Linked DNA regions of Homo sapiens: region 2 is linked to region 1. Evidence: chromatin contacts called from ENCODE Hi-C or POLR2A ChIA-PET data. All regions are on one chromosome and are shown on one strand. Each heading gives the region's core, a stretch centred on a gene start or an enhancer-like site at or near the end of the contact. The rest is flanking DNA. Distances are from core to core; before and after follow the strand shown.

Region 1 (7,083 bases), core at 1,766-4,265:
CTGCCCTCCAATAAATCTTGAGCTTGGGTGGCTTCCTACTGCCCTTTAAGCCTGTATCCCTCTACCCCCAAGTCTACCTCCTTGATCTCTGGGCAATTGAGTCTGGACAATAGTTACTCTCTCACCTCCAAATCTCGAGTACTGCACCACTTAGCAAATGCATCAGGTTTAAAAATCCTGCCACTTAACGTAGGCTTATTTTCTGTCTAAAATGTGCAGATGTTTAATTGTCTCATCTGTGAAATGATGACGAAAATAGCTTATCTGGTTGGACCAGACAAAACTGAACCTGAGCATTTCTCAAGATCTCTTCCGTCTCTGGAATCCATGATTCTGAGATATTTTCAAATATATGCACTAAAAATGAGTTTTTCTAAAACCAAATTGTGATTCATGTGAATTACTAACGACTGAACCAAATACAGCAGCTTATTTAGTTCTGGCCTCAGGAGAAATCTTTTTTTTTGAAACAGGGTCTTGCTCTGTCACCCAGACTGGAGTGCAGTGGCACAATCATGGCTCACTGCACCCTCGACCTCCTGGGCTCAGGCAATGCTCCCACCTCAGGCGATTCTCCCACCTTAGCCTCCGGAGTAGCTGAGACAACAGGCGTGCGCCACCACACCAGGCTAATTGTTTTATTTTTTGTGGAGATGGGGTCTCACTATATTGCCAGTGGTCCCAAATCCCTGGTCTCAAACAGTCCTCTCACCTCAGCCTCCCAAAGTGTTGGGATTACAGGCATGAGCTACCACTCTCTGCAGGAGAAACTTGTAATTTACTTTTAGGTGAAAAGTCTCTTCTCCACTAAATACTGCATAAAAATGGCAAGATTCTCTACTGAATATTAATGTGACCGTAGCAAACAAAGGAAGAGACTATAAAAGTCTGAAATGTAAATATGTGGCCCACTATTCCAAAATAGTAAATGTAACAAAAGGAAGAAAGTCAGCCTCCTCCACCCTAGTGCACCAGGCGGCCTAGGGCAAGCCACAGAAGTCAGCCCCTTACTTCCTTTCCCACCATCCCACCAGGCAGCATCTCTGCCTTTGCTCACATTCTTCCCTGAGTCTTCAGAGCTCCCCGTCCTGCTTCACCTGTGTGAGGTTTCCTCATCCCTGCAGCCCCCACAGCTCACATCTATTTTTTTCTGAAAACTTTGCATAGCCTGCCTGCCCTCTGGGCCGGCTGGAGGTCATCTCTGCTTCTCAGGTTCCCAGCCCCTTGTATGCTGTGACAGCACTCGCCACCCGCTCCTGATATGGCATTGCATGGTTGGTACGCACTTGTCTGTCTCTGTCACTGGACTTAAGTTTCTGGAAGGCCGAGACGCTCTCTGTCATCATTCCCATGGCCCTTACACAGGTTAGACATCCAATACATTTTTATGAAATTTAAATGAATTGAAGAAGGATGACAATTTTCCTATCCAGATGTGTATCTCTACCACAGATTATTGGAACAGACTGTAGTGCGAAAGTGGCAGTGACTTAGTCAATGTAGCCAGTGATTCTGAACGTTGGCACCATTGACATTTGGGCTGGATAATTCTTGGTTGTGGGGGGCTGTCCTGTGCCCTGCTGGATGTTGAGCAGCATCCTTGGCCTCTCCCCAATGGATGCCAGTAGCACTCCTCCTCCTCCTCTTCCTCCCAAGTTATGATATCAAAAACACTGGCAGTATCCCCAGTCATTGACAATGTCTCCTGAACTACCCCTGGTTGAGAACCACTGATGCAGGTGATTCCCAAAGGAGGCTGAGAGAAAGTACCAGACATGATGCTCAGTGATGTCCTACACAGTGTCCTGACTCCTAGAGTCACCGTCATTTTAACACAACAGTGCACAGCAGCCACTTACACCTCTGGCCAAATATTTCTCCCTGACAGGCTATCACAGTGCACGCTAGTCAAACACTGGAATTTTCTTTTCTTTTTTTCTTTTTTGAGATGGAGTCTCACTCTGTCTCCCAGGCTGGAGTGCATGGCAAGATCTTGGCTCACTACAACCTCTGCCTCCTGGGTTCAAGCAATTCTCCTGCCTCAGCCTCTTGAGTAGCTAGGACTACAGGCATGTACCATCATGCCCAGTTAATTTTTGTGTTTTTAGTAGAGATGGGGTTTCATCATGTTGGCCAGGCTGGTCTCGAACTCCTGTCCTCAAGAGATCCACCCATCTCGGCCTCCCAAAGTGCTGGGACTACCGGAGTGAGCTACCACGCCCAGCCCAAATGCTGGAATTTTCTTAAAGGAGGTGGGGAAGGAAGGAACTGAATAAGGCCTCATCCCCTTTGAAATATAAATACCTTTGTTTAGGAGGTTGTGGTCTTGGAGCACAACAGCTACTAACAGGTGCCTGGGGTCATGCCGGGAAACCACAAGGGCAAAAAGTAACAACAACAGCTGATTTGAGAGACATATTTTTCCTTAGAAGGTATACAGGGCCATCACTGCTTGAAATATTCACACATACAAATTCAAGGAAGGGGCACACCTATTTGGCACGAGCCCTGTGGCTGTGGTTAGAGAAGATTTGAATATTTTGAGTGTGCAGGAAGGTGAACTTCATGTATCTTTACCTTAGCTTCCTTAGGCTGGGGCTATCTGTCAGCTACAGAGCAGCCCACAGGCAGGCGGAGCTGTGATGAAGCACATTTGTTCAAACACAGCAAATGGTGTTTGAAAAAACCACCACTCTTGCTTTTTTATGAAGCTATTACACTCTGTCATGTCAGGGAGCTGAGCCCAAGTGATGCCCAAGTGGCCATGATAGACTCACACTACAGGGCCTGGGAGAGCAGTGGGATTGTTTTTTTTCCTCGTTGAGGCAGTAAAAGATTGATTTTTGAGGCAGTGACTGAGGCATTATGCATTAATGACTACGCAGGGATTTTCATTCACATATCACGCACTGACAGTGGAAACTGAAGCTGCTGTGTAAGGTGCTGGCTCAATGCCCTTCCATGACTCCTTCCTCATCACGTCATTTGCCTGCCGAGATGCCGGGGCCTTCCGAATCATGGGGTCGATTGAGTAAAGGGCCCATGGTTTGGTGCAGGGCATCTCAAGCCAACACACGAGAATAACTGATGCAGCTGCTGAGATGAGAAGGTCTGCCGCAATGCTAATAACTCCACCTGGCTGCTCTCACATTTGACTTCTTGTATTCAGATTTGGAGAGACAGCTGGGAGCCTCTGATGAGAAAATAAAAAATTTACAACAATAAGCAAGCTGTCCTCTGACACCAGGAGAGGAACTCGCTTCAGCCCTGGCAAGAATTGCAGCTGGACTTTGTGAGGCACTGTTTCATCAGATGCCAAACATCATAGCAAGGGCAAGAATGACAAGAATTACAGTTTCTGCCCTGATGCACAGGTACTGATGGAAGAGATATTTCTGTGTTGATTTTGCACTTCTCAGGGCAAATCTGCAAAATAGATATCAAAGGAGATGTGGGCACTGGGCAAGGAGCCACACCAATCAACCATATAGAGCAGTCTGGAGGAGTCTCTCCCCATCTCCAACCCTCAGTTTTTCCCACCTGTTAAACACAGGCCACAATGTCTGTGCAGCCACCTCGCAGTGCAGTTAAAAGAACCGGTTTAAACAGTGTTTCTTAGCTTAGAGTCAATGGCTGAACAGGTTGCAGAGGGGCTGTAAAATCCTGAAATTTGCATGAAGCAATTTTTCCATATATGTCCATGTGCATCTTTTTGAGGAGGGGTTTGTCGCTTTCACTATATTCTTAAGAATATAGTCACTCTTAAGAGGTTAAGGGCCACTGTTCTAGGTAATGTGTGAAGGTGATGTATGTGTCCTGTAATTGAGCTATTATCAGCAAGCTTTTTGAGGAAAAAGGGACACAGAGGAGCACTTATTATGTGTTAGGGACTGTGCAGGACACACAGAGAATAGAAAAAAAAATGACCCTGGCCTTCTGGAGCATATGATAGACTTTAGATATGAGCCCAAAACAGATTAAAAGTTAAAAGGAAAAGCTAAGTGTAGGCAACACAGGTGAAAGGTCAGAAGAATGTAAGTGCCCCATAGAAGGAGAGAAATGGACTTCCAGCTACAGTGGGTTTAGGGATGGACACAGAGCGAGGGTGGGATTGAGTACAGGGAAAGGCAGGCAAGAGCATCTGTGGAAGAGGGATGGCCGGTGCAGCAGAGCTTGCATGCTGAGTTGACACGCTCCATGCCAGAGACCCTTAGATTGGGACTAAGTGTCACCGAAGAGAAGGCTGCGTTCAACAGATAGTTCTCAGGGTGACAGTTCATCCCAGGTGCCCTCAGACCCACATGACCTGCTCTTGGTCCTTCAGCCTCCGCTCTGCAGATGGGGCTGAGGGGCCCACCCAGAGAAGCCCTGTGGGGGAGAACAGAGCCTGCCCAGGACAGATATTCTCCTCCTTAGGAGCAAGTCCTCTTGACCCCCATGTTCCAAGCAGGAAGCTTTTCACATGTAGACTTTCTTCCTGCTGTGATGCACAAAAGCAGCCTCTTGCCAGTTAACAAAGTCTGCTGGAGCCTCCTGGGGCCATGCCTAGCACATCGTTACCCGAAGCAGACTAGGCAAACAAAGCCCTAGAAAATGAGAAAAAATGGAAATGATTTGATATTTTAGAAAAAAATATTGAAGTGTTTATCGTGGGGAAAACTGGAACCCTGTTAATATTTTTACTAGTATTGTATGGCATGGCAGTTTCTAAATTCTGCATGTGGTGGGGCCACTGTAACTCTTTCTGGGCAGAGTACTCTGTGATGATTCTACTCAGACCCTGGCTCCACAGACTGGCAAGGCCGCCCCTTCCCAAATCAGCAAGTGTCCTGGACCAAATGGTCATTTCTCCACTCCTCTGGGACTCTGAAAGAGCATTCTCCAGAGCTCTTGGGATCTTGCCTTGGCTCTGTGGATGTAAAGATCCCAAAGTCTTTCTAGAATGTACTCTTGAAGACTGAGTTGACTCTGGAGATCAGTGTAGGATCACTGTCCCCACTTTGCAGCCCCAAACCCACTTCCCAAGGGAGTAATTCATTACCTGCAGTCCTGATTACTCAAAGGAAATGTCTAATGACGTCTGCTCTGCAGTACCCAAGGACCTGAGACCAGGACTCCTGGCCTCTTTTCAGAAAGAGTGGAGTCTGCCATTTCCTGACCACCGCCCTGTCCTCAAGGGCAGCTCATCTCCCGTGTTACATTCCTGCATGAACCCCCGCCCTGATCCTGTGACTTGTCATGTGCCACAGTGCCATGAGATTTGTGTTACTTTGCTTCTGTTCCTGAAAGTTATCAGTTCCCCTTTTCTTCCTATCACTGCCTGGCTGAATGATGAGGGTGCCTGAGGGGAACTGGGTTTCTTCTTTCTGTTCGCGGGTACCAGAAGCAGCACACGCAGGGCCAATGGCTTCAGTTATAGCCACTGGGATGAGGCGTGATTCCTACAAGCCAGGAGAGAAAGACAAGCCTGAGAGATTTTGTCTCAAGGGAGAGACCTCTTGGGGAGAGCCAGCTTCCCATTGCCCCCTGTACTGATCTGGTTTTAGCATTCCTCTCAAACAAAGCCAGGCAATATCTTTTGGGCTCTCTTTTCTGCACTAGGCTCATCAGATGGAGGAGGGGACTCTGGCCCAGCAGAAGGCAGCAGGAGTCTGGCTTTGGCTCTCAGTCAAGACTCCTTCCAGTTCACTTGCTCCCTTGTTGTTTTTAATCAGTCAAAGCCCAGAGCTCCAGATGAAAAAGAAGTGGGGAGGGAGAAAGGCTAAACCTCAGTTCAAGTTAAAGCAGGATTATTTATTTTAATTATTTATTCATACCAACTTCCAGCACAGCACCACATACACGATGGCTGGTATTTAGAATTTCTCAGTCGTGTCTGATCAAAGCTTAACAGTTCCTGGGTCTCTTCACTTCCACAGAATTCTACTTTGGTGGGGTGTGGTGGGGTGGGGAGGCAGGAGTTCGATGTGGGAAATTAATTTGGGCTCAGAGATTAACAATGGTTAAATCTTAGTGTACCTCACCTGCCAGGTAACATGGTATGGTAAACAGTTTTGGTTTTGGCTGGCTGTGCCCTGACCTACCTCTAAGAATTACTTATTCTACATATGGAAAGTTGTTAGTCAGGGTGTCTGCCTTTCTCTGGCCTGGGGTAATGCATGTGAGCCACATGAGGTCGGTCAGATCCTCCTTCCTTGGAATCTGACATTTGAACAAAGTCATCAAAAGATGGAAACCAACTGGAGCTCATTTGTGATTCACAGTTGTGTAGCCAAGCGACCCCAATGAGGAGGTCCTAGGTCTTGATTCTGTGCTGCTTCTTGCCTATGGCGTCACCCCGGTTCCTGTTTGTTCTTTCCTAGTTTCTGGACCTGATTTCCAGTTGAGCTATTGAAAGATCAGCTGTTTTTCCAGTAAATTCCCTTTTGATTTAGATGAGCCAAGGTCAGTTTCTGTTGCTTGCTACTCAAGGAGCTCTAACTACACCCACAGTGAACCTTTGTTTCTCAGAATCCCTTTAGTCACACACAGGTTTCAGAATGGTGCCCTAAAATTGTGCTAGAAGCAAATAAAATCTTTGTGTTGACTTGGACTGTGTTGTAATCATTTCCTACAATTTATTTCCTTAATTGCCAAGTTCCTACTGGCTATTCATTGATTGTAGTTTGTAGCCTGTCTTTTGGTTTCTTTCAGCATTTTTTAGTTCATGTCACGCTTGGCCAAAACTCCCCACCCCATTCCTGGGACCAGGCTTGCTTTCCTCATGGTCTGCCGCTTGACAATCTCCAGGCAGAAGACACTCAGATACCTGCTAGGGAAACACAAACCCGGACAACATTTCTATAAGCCACATTAGAAAAACTATCAGCAAGAGCTTCTAAAATGTTCTTTCTTTTTGAACTAGTTATTTAGCTAGTTTGGAAACTTACCCTAAGAAAATTGTGAGAGAAGCATAAAGATTAAGTATATTTGTTACAGTGTTATTTTGTAGTAGCAAAAACTAGAAAACATTTCCCAGCAACAGAGAATCGCTCAAGTAAACAATGATATATTCATATGACAATGTGTGATGTATCAATTCAA
Region 2 (7,083 bases), core at 1,260-3,759, 63 kb before region 1:
ATGATCTCACTTAGTGTACCCCAGACATGGAAGATCTGCAAGAAGGCTTTCTGCACTCTGGCTCAGGTCCTCATTGGTAAGAAAGTGAGCCTGTGTGTCACTTCACTGCACTGTGAGTGTTGGAAACCCTTCTGTGGATGCCTGGTACTGCAACCAGCAGCATTTTAGAGGGGGTGTCCAACTGTCTTCTGGGGTGCTCTAGGGGTGTCTTCTGGGGTGCTCTTCTGTGCCTGTCCACCTGCGCCTTCCTCCACTGTCAGACCCTCACAAGCTCTTCAGTGTTGTGCTCATTGGTTTCATCAAAGCAGGACAATACTTGGCACTAAGTCGACAAAATTCTCACTTCTGCAGTGGGTCTCTAGATGTCCATGACCCTGCCTTCTCAGGAAAAGAGGGAGGACATGCGGCTGGAGGGACACAGAGGGCAAGACTGCATCCCAGTTACAACACCAGGAAGCCACGTCTGAAAGGAAACTCCTCAGAAACCTGGGCATAGGCTATCGGGAAAGTAAAGAAGACATCTGGAGAGGCGAATATTCTGAAGGAATCTCTGCCAGAGGAGAAGGGAAAAGGAAAGCACTTATCCAGGTCAAAGGCATGAGTTTCCAGGAGATTATTCATCGTGACTAGAGGATGACTGTTGACTAGATTTATTCCACAGGTATGGAAGGAAAAGTCTTGGTACATTTTTTGCAGCATTTCCTCCTCTCCATATAGACTGTTCTCATTCTGCAGGGCTGGGGTTCACCCAGTATTCAACTCCAAGCCCTTCACATAGTAAAAGAAGTAAGGGGAGCCAGGCATGGTGGCTTACACCTGTAAACCCAGCACTTTGGGAGGGCAAAGCAGGCAGATTCATTGAGCTCAGGAGTTCGACCCCAACCTGGGCAACATGGTGAAACCCTGTCTCTACTAAAAATACAAAAATTAGCTGGGTGTGGTGGTGCATGCCTGTGGTCCCAGCTACTCTGGAGGCTGAGGTGGTAGGATTGCTTGAGCCCACATGTGTGAGGCTGCAGTGAGCTGTGATCACACCACTGCTCTCCAGCCTGGGTGACAGAGTGAGAGACCCTGTCCCCCCAACCACCCCCCCCAACAGAAAAAGAAAAGAAAAAAGTGAGGGGTTTGATATCAGAATCCCTGGGTTCAGGCTGTTGCTCCATCTGACCAGCATATGATCTCTCAGACCCCAAGTTCCTCGTCTGAAAACGAGGATAGTTCTGCTTCAGGGCTGTGGTGAGTGGAAGGTGAGATTGTGTCTGAGGAAGGAGATTGTAACGAGGAAACACGCAGTTATTGGTCACTTATTTTTCAACATGCAGGAGCTCTAATTTGCCTCCAGACAACCGGTTCTATCTCAGTAAAGAAAAAGATAGCTATTAAAGTGTTTTGTAATCTTGAGGGACCTGAAAAGATTTTAAAGAGCTGAGGAAGAGCGGCCAAGTGCTTTCTCACCTGTTCCTCATCCTGGCCCCATCATCTTGGGGACATATAGGACCTTTTAGGGGAGCCTCGGCAAGTGGCCACCGTCTGGCCTCGGGCAGGCCTCCCTGGCGCCGCCAGCAGCTGGGTAGTAGCCGGGAAGGGCGCCCTCAGTCCCACGCTCACCTTGGGTCTGGGCCCACATTAAGCACTTTTTTCTTCATGCGCCATTTCCTCCATCAAAAAGTATTAAAAATTATATTTTATGGATTTATTGATGAAAAGTAAAGGTATTCCAGTCTGGGTTAATTACTATATATTCATTATTATTAATTACTTTCATTATTTATTTTTCCTTACGATTTTAATAGCAAGGTAATTTCACAGCAATGAATGATGAGTCGCATTTTGGCCACAAGGGGGTAGCATGGGGTCACTAGATGCTCACGGGAAATTGGGTGGGGGGCGCCTGGTAAACAGTGGGAAAGACAGCAACAGCCACCACCTCTGACTCACAAAGGGCTCTTGCTTCTCACCGCGTTTCCTCAGAGAGTGTCGTGTTTGCTCCTCACCACATGAGACCCAGAAAGCCAGCGGGTGGGGCAGGAGTTATTGCCCCACTCAAGGGCCAGGAAAGGGAGGCTCCCCCTGGGAGGGTCAGTGTCATGCGGGGTCACACGGTGGCAGAGGCAGGCGAATTCCTGGCTCCTGCTGTAGTGCTCCTCCCTCGGAGCCCCAGACAACCCGGATACTCTAAGCAGATGGGACAGGGACCAAGAAGCAAAACCTCTCCTCATATTGTTGCCCAGCTCAGCCCTGCCATGAGCACCCCAAATCATCGCTGGAGAGCCCCGCAGACCCCAAAGCACTGCTCGACTTTCCACCTCTGGGCAGAAGAGACCCTACATTCCACGCGTGGGCCCTACCCCAGCCTCCCTCGGGGCCAAGCACGCCTTTGTTCGCTCTCTTCCTGACCACAGGCAGCACGAGCCTCTAGGTGGGAGAGACGAGACACTCGTTCCCCTCCCTTGGAAGCTGAGCAATCACATCAAAGGCATACAAAAGGCAATTCACTGTGCAAAGGGAACGGAAAGAAATAAGTGCTCTATGGGCTCTGAGCGCTCGGGAAGGAGGTACAGCAAAGAAGGAAAGGCCAGAAACAAAACCAAACAAAACACAAGGTATAAAATGATCCGATCTTGGGGAGGCGGTTTTCTACCTCCTGGGAGGAACACCCAGCGTGTTGCCTGGCTGAGTGTACTGGGCACATGAAGAACAATAGGCCTTTCTCTCCAGCAGCCGAGCACATGCCAGGAGAAAAGGAGCCCCTTCTTAGGAAGGCTAAGTCCGCGCAGGGGCAGGGCCAGTGTAGGAAGCTAGTTTATAACACAGATACTTGCATTGAGCCTCCTTCTGAAAAGGTGGGGGGCAGGGGGTGCATAAACCCATGTGAAAATAAAAAAAAGACTTTTCTTACTGGATGAGAGAAAAAAGATTGTTCAGTTTTTTAGGCGAAACATAAGATGCCAACTGACCCTGAAATAGATGTGTCAAAAGGCAACCTGGGGCGGTTTGTTCTTTTACAGGAAGCACCTTTGTGGCCCAGAAGGTGCCAAAAACATCCTGGGGATAAGCAGTCCTTAGCAAAGAGGGGCCAGGCCTGAGGTGGGGGAGGTGGCCTTACACGGAAGCCCTGGAGAAGTGAAACAGGTAGGTGGGGGCCCCTGGGTGCTTCGGGTGCTCCAGGGACAGAGGTGGCATCCACCCACTAAGCAGGGTCACTGGATAGGCAGGAATCCCTCCCCACTCACACGCAGAGTGACCCCAGTGCTGGTCTAGTTAGGCAGGCCCGACTGGAGGAGGAATGACAGGCCTGCCACACAGATGAGGAGTAGAGTCGCAGTTCATCGTTTCTGGCTCTCCTCCGTCCCACCCCTGACCCCTCCACGGGATTGGTGAGTGGAGGTGACAGTCTAGTCTAGATTGGGAAGAGAGAGACTGAGAAACCAGACCGAGAAAAGGAAGGGCGCCCTTGGCAGAATGCCTGGCATTCCTGAGGCTGTGGATTCTGTACCTTCCTGGGAGGAGGAGAGGCATGGCAGTCACAAGCCACGGCTATCCCCGGCAGAACCAGCCTGGCTGTGTTCAGGAACTCTGATAGAGGATGACTGACTTCAGAATTGAAGAGGGCTTTTAGGATGATCTGATCCTCTCCTGTTGGTACTAGAAGGGACTCTGGGGAAAACACAGTCAAACCCTGATGAGTCCCAAAGAGATGATGTGACTTGGTGAATGCTCCATTTCTGTCTGGTCAGAGGACAGAAGCAGGAAGCCCTGGTTTCCTGATTTATGGCTCAGAGCTCTTGCTGGTAGATGACACTACCTCAAAAATGGAAGGTAAAGGTAGCCTGGAGGAGTCCTGAGAGCTGGACCCATGGCGTTGAGGGGCAAAGTGAACCTTAATTTTAAAGTCAGACCAGAGACAGAGCTCAGCCATCCAAACAATGTGATTTATCAGAGTAGCTGGGGAAAAAAAAAACACAACCAGCCCGAGAAGTCACATGATAGGGAGGTTGGTGGGCAGGGCTTATGACATGGTGTCTCAGGTTCCTTTCATCTCCAGTGTTCTGAGACCTGCTCTTCTGAGAGTCTGAGGCTCCAGGGAGATCACAGGGAGTCGATGCTGACTCGAGAAGAGGGCTGTGAGAGCCTGGCCATGACTCAGTCCACTGGGGCTTCCCTGGACCACTCTGTTATCTCTGAGTTCGCAGCCACTTCTGTGATTCTGGCTGGCACAATTGCCCAAGGCCTTCAGTGGTGAGTCAGTAGAAAGGGACAGGATAACTCATTGCCCTGGTGGAGAGGCCTCTCACCCCAAGCCTCCCACCAGTGCCTTCCTCGTGCCTCTTTGTTCCTTGGAGAAAGCAAAGGGCTGCTTGCCTCACCCAGAGGTTTCCACAATTCAGCTGTCAGAGACTCCCTCTTGGCCCGGGGGTGGTGGAGGCCTGGCAGTGTGCATTAGAAGATCAGCTGGGGTTCTTGAGATAGCCAGATTTCTTCAAATGCTTATTTTGCCAAAAGATAAAAGGAGCAAAGGGCTTAGATTTGGAAGGGACTTTAGGGACAGCTAAGGCTATAATTTCACAGATGAAGAAACTGAAGTACTGGCAGATTGTGTACTTTCCCCAAGATTACACAGAGCCTCTTTCCTCTCCGTCACCATTATTCCTGGCTGACCCACAGGCAAGGGGGAGGGTGTTCTCTGAGAGGTGAATCACAGGCCCAGCTCATGCACCTGGGCCTCTTCTGTAATAGGCAGAGGACTGGTCCCCCAAAGACGTCCATTCCCCAATCTCTGAAACTTGTGAATATACAGTGTTACTCTATATAGCAAAAAGGACTTTGCAAATGTGATTAAGTATCTTGAGATGAAAAGATTATTCTGGATTATCTGGATTACTGGGGGAGTCCAATGTCATCACAAGGGTCCTTCTACGTGAAAGGAGGAGGCAGGGGAGCCAGGGTCAGAGAGGAATTTGAAGATGCTACCCTGCTGCTGGCGGGGAAGGGGCCATGAGCTGAGAAATGCAGGTGGCCTTTGGAAGCTGGAAAGTAAGGAAACAGATTCTGCCCTAGAGCCTCCAGAAGGAATGCAGCCCGGCCTACACCTTGATGTTAGCCCGGTGAAACCCATCCTGACCTGCCAAGCTTTGTTATGTGATTTGTTATAGCACCAATGGGAACCCATACATGTCCCTGCACCTCCCCACCCCACTGCTCTCTAGTTTGTGGTTTTAAAGAACATGCTTGAAAACTAAGTCATCCCCCTCCCCCTGATTTTTACTTAATGAGATATAAGAATAAATAATTTGAAAAACTACAGGAAAGACACTAAGTCCCTTTCATTCAATAATGAAACCTGTAGAAGATCGATCAAGTTGGACCCGGTTGGATACAAAAAGTAACCAACTTAATTCTCTTTCATTGCCATCTTTTTAAGCTCACTCTGTTGAATTATTCTTCAACTTTCCTGGATGAAATGCCAGGCATATTCCAAAGCTTTCCTGGTCGCTTTCAGGTTTTACTAAACATCTAATTTTTGGTCTGGGAAGTTCAGTCCAGTCTCCCATCAAAGCTTCAATGTCTCATCCAATATAAAGCTTTTTTTCTGCCCTAATTTGGGCCTGATGAGGCCCCAAGGCCTACAGAAATGAAGAGCAGGTGCTGGGGAGCAAGATGGTCAGTTTCCTAACTAGTTTCCCTCCTTATTCTTCCACTGCTCTGCCACTCACTCTGCTGCCTCTGGCTCCTTCGAGGGTGGGAGAGGGTAAATGGGAGGGAGGAGAGGTAAGGGGTAGCTAAGACTTCATTGACTCAGTGTGTGGCTCTTCACTCAGCGAGCCTTTCAGAGACATCCAACCACAAAGTTCTCTGGCAAGGCAAACTAATCACTGGCGGTTCCCCTAACAACTCTCCCCTCAGTTCCTACATCAATACTACCCCTGCAAGAACCCAGTTTTCTGTTGGTGCCATCTCACTCCTGCAGCTATCTCCTTGGGTGGGGTCTCCTTTGAGATGACACCCCAAAGCTAAGCTCCTTTCTCTGCTGTGCTCAGCTCACTTAATCAGCCCCCCCTTCACTCTTCAATCCCAGGCAGCTCCTGCTGTCACTCAACTTAGATTTTTTTCAGGTTAGCTTCAGTGTGATGAACTGTCCTAAGCCATTTTGGCCAGCTGTGACCATTGGATTTTTTTGTGGTAGATAATAGTAGCCGCTACTATGTAGAGGGAAGATGAGGGTTGGTTATTCCTCCATAATTCTGCTATTGGGTTATCATGAAAGATCCTTTCCTTTGCATGAAAGGTTAATTGAGGGCGAATATGATGATATTGTAGAGGCAAGATTCAAATAAACTAGAGGGTGAGCATCAGACAGCCAGATTCCTTTGAACCAGTTGCTGGTTATAGGATCACTTAAGCATCAAGCTTTAGGTGACTTTAAGGGCTTATGCCGCAGTCTCCCCTAAATCTATACCCAATTCATGCAAGTGTGAGGAGAGTCTTTCAAATATTTTGAATACTGCTAATTTCACAACATGAAATCCATTTTAAGTATTCATTATGCTGATTAGCAAAGCCTCTGGTGTTGCTCAAAGGTAAAGATAATCTTATATATCCTCATGGTAGCTGCCTCTGGAGTGTGGGTAAGAGTACAGCTTAGCAAACACACACAGTATCACCCTGCCTATGTCGAAGCATATCAGATTACATCACAGGCATCATAAAACTCAGCCTCCAGTCTTTGTTTTCCTAAACTCTTGGGACACAGGTCGTTTAAGACAGAGAGTTCTTAGTCCTCCTAAAAACCTTCTGCCCACATTCTTTTTTTTTTCCAACTTTTATTTTAGAATCAGGGGTGCATGTGCAGATTTTTTTTTCTTTTTTTGAGACAGAGTCTCACTCTGTCACCCAGACTGGAGTACAGTGGCGCAATCTCCGCTCACTGCAACCTCCGCCTCCCGGGTTCAAGTGATTACTCCTGCCTCAGCCTCCTGAGTAGCTGGGATTATAGTCACGTGCCACCACGCCCGGCTAATTTTTGTATTTTTAGTAGAGACGGGGTTTCACCATGTTGGTCAGGCTGGTCTCTAATTCCTGAGC

The links. Hi-C counts contacts between places; a loop is a spot of excess contacts on that map. ChIA-PET counts read pairs that join two places held with the same protein, here RNA polymerase II (POLR2A). Pooled maps may share reads with other maps.
Region 2: a loop to region 1 is called in a pooled map, with 4 times the contacts of the local background. The contact joins two enhancer-like sites. A Hi-C loop is called at or near these places in 1 of 168 maps with a recorded cell type or tissue (Caco-2) and 7 of 50 pooled maps. POLR2A ChIA-PET finds 5 or more read pairs at or near these places in 7 of 52 experiments (AG04450, CD4-positive, alpha-beta memory T cell, H1 and 4 more).

Annotation. Positions count from the first base shown.
Region 1 is chr3:157,062,729-157,069,811 of GRCh38, reverse strand. No RefSeq gene overlaps it. Among named protein-coding and RNA genes, the nearest start is that of LINC02029, 16 kb to the left of the region's middle. RefSeq lists an enhancer at 5,038-5,167 and a silencer at 5,438-5,517. Within about 2 kb of position 3,015, at least 5 of the 41 ENCODE cell types and tissues checked have a DNase peak (open chromatin) inside an H3K27ac peak, as active enhancers do.
Region 2 is chr3:157,125,562-157,132,644 of GRCh38, reverse strand. No RefSeq gene overlaps it. Among named protein-coding and RNA genes, the nearest start is that of LINC00880, 6.1 kb to the right of the region's middle. RefSeq lists enhancers at 4,018-4,227, 3,277-4,476. Within about 2 kb of position 2,509, at least 32 of the 41 ENCODE cell types and tissues checked have a DNase peak (open chromatin) inside an H3K27ac peak, as active enhancers do.